Regions from separate parts of the Homo sapiens genome. Here region 1 is linked to region 2. Evidence: chromatin loops called from intact Hi-C (ENCODE). Cell type or tissue: PC-3. All regions are shown on one strand. Links, peaks and the distances in the headings refer to the core of each region. The heading gives the core; the rest is flanking DNA.

What was found. Hi-C counts contacts between places; a loop is a spot of excess contacts. Peaks named below come from ENCODE experiments on the same cell type or tissue, not always from the same donor. Only the 100,000 strongest peaks of a DNase experiment are listed, where the experiment ranks them.
Region 1: a loop joins it to region 2, with 12 times the contacts of the local background. A loop is called at or near these places in 1 of 110 quality-filtered maps.

What each region holds. Positions count from the first base shown.
Region 1 is chr4:88,865,671-88,868,594 of GRCh38, reverse strand. All of the region lies in intron 6 of FAM13A (family with sequence similarity 13 member A), which reads left to right. Among named protein-coding and RNA genes, the nearest start is that of FAM13A-AS1, 160 kb to the right of the region's middle. In PC-3, for the core only: no CTCF peak of the experiment used is centred there; a DNase peak (open chromatin) is centred at 1,504; H3K4me3 peaks cover 397 bases; H3K27ac peaks cover 2,334 bases.
Region 2 is chr4:88,962,433-88,965,356 of GRCh38, reverse strand. All of the region lies in intron 4 of FAM13A (family with sequence similarity 13 member A), which reads left to right. Among named protein-coding and RNA genes, the nearest start is that of FAM13A, 93 kb to the left of the region's middle. In PC-3, for the core only: no CTCF peak of the experiment used is centred there; a DNase peak (open chromatin) is centred at 1,336; H3K4me3 peaks cover 520 bases; H3K27ac peaks cover 1,857 bases.

The DNA of each region.
Region 1 (2,924 bases), core at 222-2,721, 97 kb after region 2:
AGTATGGATTATAGACTATAGGAGGTGAAAAGCCACTGAACAGTTTTAATCTGGAGATAAGATCAGATCACCCCTGGCAAGAGGGAGAGTGGATTGAAAGGGAGACTAGTTAGGAAGCTATAATCCAAATGAGAAGTGGGAAGGGCCCAAACTAAAGTGATAGGTAGGGAAGGAAAGTAAACAGATAAAAGCTGGACTTGGTAAGTGGCAAGGAAACATAGAGGGATGACTTCCAGATCCAAGTGGGTGGATGGTTCGTGCCTTCATCAAGGAGAGAACCAAAGGAAAAGGCACTTACTCGATGACTGGGAAGAGGATAAGTTTTTGGGGGCATGGAGTCTGTGAGATTTTAAGATAATGTTGGGGCCTCCGCTCATGAAGTGCTAAGACCAGCATGAAAAATTTTTGTTTGGGTATTCATTATAGAGTTTGACAAGGCAGATAAAGCACAGCAGCATATTTATTGATTAGAAATTAGCAAAAATGAAAAACTGCCTGCAGATCATCTTTTTTTTCAAGATCAGAAAACAGAGGCAAGTTTAGTATTGATATTTTAACATCCTTGGCAAAATCAATCTTAACTTCTCTGTTTGGAAACTTTAGAAGTGAGTTTCAGTACAATAAAATGTAATTATTTTCCTTGAAGTTTCAAAAAGCATTTATAGTTTTTAATAACATTTCCATTGCGTGTTGCCCTTTGAGCCACCACTTTTCTTTTCAATTAACTGTTGTTGTTAGTTTTTCTCCCCCTACATACCCATATCCTAAAGTTGGTATCTACCATTTCCCTAAATGTTTTTATATTTCTATCACATGTGCACATATCCCTGAAATTATATATAAATTTGTTGAAGTATCATGCTGTACATATCCTTCTCCAACTTGCTTCATTCACCTCAGTGTTTTTTTAAGATAGATCTATGTTGAAACATGCAAAATATAGTACAGTAGTCCTCATTATTTGTGTCTTCTATATTTGTGAATTTGCCTACGCGCTCAAATGTACTGGTAACCCCAAAGTCAATACTTAACAGTCCTTTTGCAGTCATTTGTGAACATGCCAGGAGGCAAAAAATACACGTAATGAGAAATGCATATTCTCAGCCAAGGTCAAATAAGGTGATGACCCTCCTTCTTGACAGCTGTCATCCTGTAAACAGGTGTCCTTTTCGTGTTCTATTTAGTCATGTTTTTTTACATGTTGTGCTTTCTGTTCATAATTTCCCTCTTTAAAATGGTTCCCAAGTGTATGCTGAAGGGCTGTCTAATGTTTCTAAAGCACAAGAAGGCTGTGATGTGACTTCCGGAGGATAAGTGGAGGACAGGTGTTTAAGATAAGCTTTGTTCAGGCATGAGTTACAGCACTGTTAGTTGTGAGTTTGGTGTTAATAAACCAACAAGTATATTAAATAAGGTGTATTTAAACACAGAAAGACACACAAAACAACATTATGTCTTGATCATTTGAGAAAAATGTGACCAGAGGCTCACAGGAACCTGTATTTCCTCTAGGGGCAATGATTCGGTATTTACTAATTCAGTGTTCATGGCAACTTTATAGAACATAACTACCACACATAATGAGAATCTACTGTATATTTACCTAACTGCTTTATGATATTATCTTCTATGACTATGCCACATGTATGTACCCTTTGCCCATATTTAGATTATGTTCAATTTTTAATTTAAAAAGTTTAAAAAATTATATTAACATTTCATCAGGGTATGTAGGTAGGAGTGAAATATTAAAGTCTCCACACATTTTCAGGAAGAGTGTATGTCGCCATATTTCTCTCTAAAACATTCTATTTAATGGTATTTTCACTAATAAAGTATAGAGGTTCCAACTGCTCTACAAACTATCAAGCATAGGGCACTATCAACCTTAAATATTTACCTACATGATAGATGTGGATTGGTATTTCCTTGATTGGAATATAAAATGTTCCTGATTTCCATTGGAATTGAGGATTTTTTTTTGTATTCTGGACTGTGCATATTTGAAAAGTTAATTATGTAGATACAGTTGGGTCAGATCTAATAATTTAAAATAAATAGCAAATTTTATGTGCAAGGTTGGCCCTTTGATGATTGCAAAAATAGAAGCAAAAGTGCCGGGCACAGTCACTCACGCCTATAATCCCAGAACTTTGGGAGGTCAAGGCAGGCTGAACTTGAGGTCAGGAGTTCTAGACCAGCCTGGCCAACATGGCAAAACCCTGTCTCTACTAAAAATACAAAAATTAGGCCGGGCGCAGTGCCTCACGCCTGTAATCCCAGCACTTTGGGAGGCTGAGATGGGGAGATCACAAGGTCAGGAGTTCAAGACCAGCCTGGCCAAAGTGGCAAAACCGCGTCTCTACTAAAAATACAAAAATTAGCTGGGCCATGGTGGCAGGCGCCTGTAATCCCAGCTACTCGGGAGGCTGAGGCAGGAGAACGCTTGAACCCAGGTGGCAGAGGTTTCAGTAAGCCAAGATCATGCCATTACACTCCAGCCAGGGGGATAAGAGCAAGATTCCATCTCAAAAAATGTATATATATATACAAAAATTAGTGGAACATGGTGGCTCGTGCCTGTAATCCCAGCTACTTGGGAGGCTGAGGCATGAAAATCGCTTGAACCCAGGAGGCAGACTGTGCCACTGCACTCCAGCCTAGGCAACAGAGTGAGACTCTGTCTCAAAAAAAAAAAAAAAAAAAAAAAAAAAAAGAGAGAGACAAAGGAAAAAGTTGAAAGAAATGAATGATGTTAGAATTTGGGTGAGCACAAAGTGGCCCACAGGCCAAATCCCGCGTACCATCTATTTTTGTCAGTAGTTTTGTAGGAACACAGCCGTGCCCATTTGTTTATATATTGTCTGTGGCTGCTTTCATGCTGTCCACGGCAGAGCTGAGTAGTTGCAAAAGTGACTGTGTAA
Region 2 (2,924 bases), core at 143-2,642:
CTGTGTTCTTGTTGATAGAGGACCATCCTAGAGTTGGGAGTGCTGTCTGCACAGCAACAAACCCAGAGTCTACTTTGGATCACCTTATATAGTTCATGAGTAATCAGCAGATGCCTTTCCTTTCTATGTCTCTCTCTCAGTGAAAGGCACTGTTTCTTCCACTTGGTGAGGAATGGCCTAATGCTCATTGTCTGTAACAGGAATGCTACAGCTGCTCAAATTGTACCATTTATCATATTTGGTAAGGTCTTGCCTTAGTCTTGCCTGTTCAATTATAAAAGGAAAGAAGACGTAAAAGATGTAGAGTTGTACTGTGTGATTTTCCCCCCATTATGTCAGAAGAGGCCTTAAGAAAACTAATACCAGCACACAAATATATCTTTTTAGATTTTCTATTATATATTTTGTCTTATCAAGAAGAGCAGAGTGGGCCGGGCGCGGTATCTCACGCCTGTAATCCCAGCACTTTGGGAGGCCGAGGCGGACGAATCACTTGAGGTCAGGAGTTCGAGACCAGCCCGGCCAATGTGGTGAAACCCTGTCTTTACTAAAAACACAAAAATTAGTTGGGTGCAGTGGTGCGTGCCTGTGATCTTAGCTACTCCAGAGGCTGAGACAGGAGAATCACTTCAACCAGGGATGTGGACGTTGCAGTGAGCCAAGGTAGCACCACTTCACTCCAGCCTGGGTGACAGAGTGAGACTCCAAAAAAAAAAAAAAAAAGAGCAGAGTGTATGTTAGTTTGGTGATTCATTACATGTTAGTTTATGATTCATTATGTGCTAGTGTGGTGATTCATTATGACTAGATGGTGCTGTGTAAAAAAAAAAAAATTTCCAGAAAAATCTAGTTTAATAATTATGCTACCCAGTCCTTAAATCCTATATCAAATACTACCTCCTCTAGGAGGTCTTTCCTAATAATATTTTTTTAATCCCAAAACAACAGACTACCTCCAAAAATACACAATGACCTACCTGCATTAGTTTGTATCTTTCTTATAGAAACATTCTATTAATTATGTTATTTATACCATAATATAAGCTCCTTTAGGGGAGAGGCTATCTTGCCCTTACCCATGGTATTCTCTGAAGTACTTCCCACAGGCAAAGAAAGCAATAAGTGTTTGGTAAATATTTCTTGGACTGAATTGAGCCAGCTGTTTACATATACATTAAGTTAACTCTTCTCATTATTCTCAGCCGTATGAAAGAAATGCAGATCCACTCTGTGACTACATCCTATTGCCTAATCTAACTAGGCAGATTGCAGCTACTTTATGTTGACTGTTCAGAAGTTTTTGCTTGGGTTAAATGAAGTCAAACCTGTTGAGTTTTTTGGCGCATGGGGAGTTGTTTACAACTTTTCTTTTTCTTTAGTGCTATTGTTCAGTGGGACCTGCCTGAGGAGTGTACTGTACCCCAAACTGTTTACACTGAACATTCATTTCTTCAGTGACACACCCATCAGCTGACCTGTTTACACTGGTACTTAAGTAAAGTGGGTGCCTGCAAGCTTGAAACACTCTTAAATTGAGTATAGTATGTTTCAAATAATACAAGTATCTTACCATATTATTTATAAGTTTTAGCAGCAACTAATAGACTGGTCCCTAAAATATATAAACAAGGAGCTATTAAATATAATTGTGGTGGTTTTTAAAAGTCTTTGAAAAGAGACCCTTGTCTTATTACTCCAGGGAAATTTGCAGCCATTCTATAGAGGTATTATCTCATCCCTACTAAAAAGATTTCAAATGGGCTGGGTGCAGTGGCTCATGCCTGTAATCCCAGCACTTTGGGAGGCCGAGGCAGGTGGATCACCTGAGGTCAGGAGTTCGAGACCATCCCGGCCTACATGATGAAACCCCGTCTCTAATAAAAATACAAAAATTCGCTGGGCATGGTGGCAGGTGCCTATAATCCTAGCTACCAGGGAGGCTGAGGCATGAGAATCGCTTGAACCTGGGAGATGGAGGTTGCAGTGAGCTGAGATCACACCACTGCACTCCAGCCTGGGCGACAGAGCGAAACTCAGTCTCAAAAAAAAAAAAAAAAGATTTTAAATGAAACTCTTAGTAATCTCTCTTTGGGTGGCCAACCCATTGTTGTAAAGCAAGGGAATATCTTATTAAAAGTTGTTTGTTGGGTCTGGGTGTGTTAATGACACCGTTATCACATTGTTAAGCTTCACAGAAGCATATAACCTCATCAATTTTAAATTTTTTTTAAGTAACATTAGTTTCATAAAAATGATACTTGCTTCTTGTAAATAATTAAAATTATACCCAAAAAGGCAAAAAGAAAAAAAGTAAAAGTCACCTAGTGACCCATTGATATTTTTCTGAACATCCTTTTAGAAATCTCTACACAGAAATTAAAATGCATTTTTACATATAGGAAATATTCATACATGCTACTGTGTTACTAATCTTATTTAAATAATATGTCATGAACATCTTCCATGTCAACTAACGTTAATCTTTATACCACTGTTGTAGTAGTTGTCATAGTATTCCCTTATGTTTTGGAATTTACCTAATTCTTTCTTAATGAACATTTAGATTGCTGTCAATTTGGGACTATTATGCACTCACATTTCAGTGGCCAGAAAGGTTGATGTGTGTTCTGAGTGGTGCACATCCCACAAATATTTCACTAACTTCTAGTCATGTGATGAAATTAAAGTCCACACAGTTTATTAGATGACTCTTTGAGTTGACACATATGCTCTCTCTCTCGCTCTCCCCGCCCACCAAATAGCAGTGACTCCTGGTTGATAAACCATGCAACCCATTGCTCCCACCACTCTGGAGCCTCCCTGCAGCTGACCACCCCTTACTCAGATTGCAGCCAAACTCCCTGTTCTGTGAAACTCTCTGTTTTTCCCACCTCCTTTCTTTCCTCTTTGGAAAATTGTGTAAA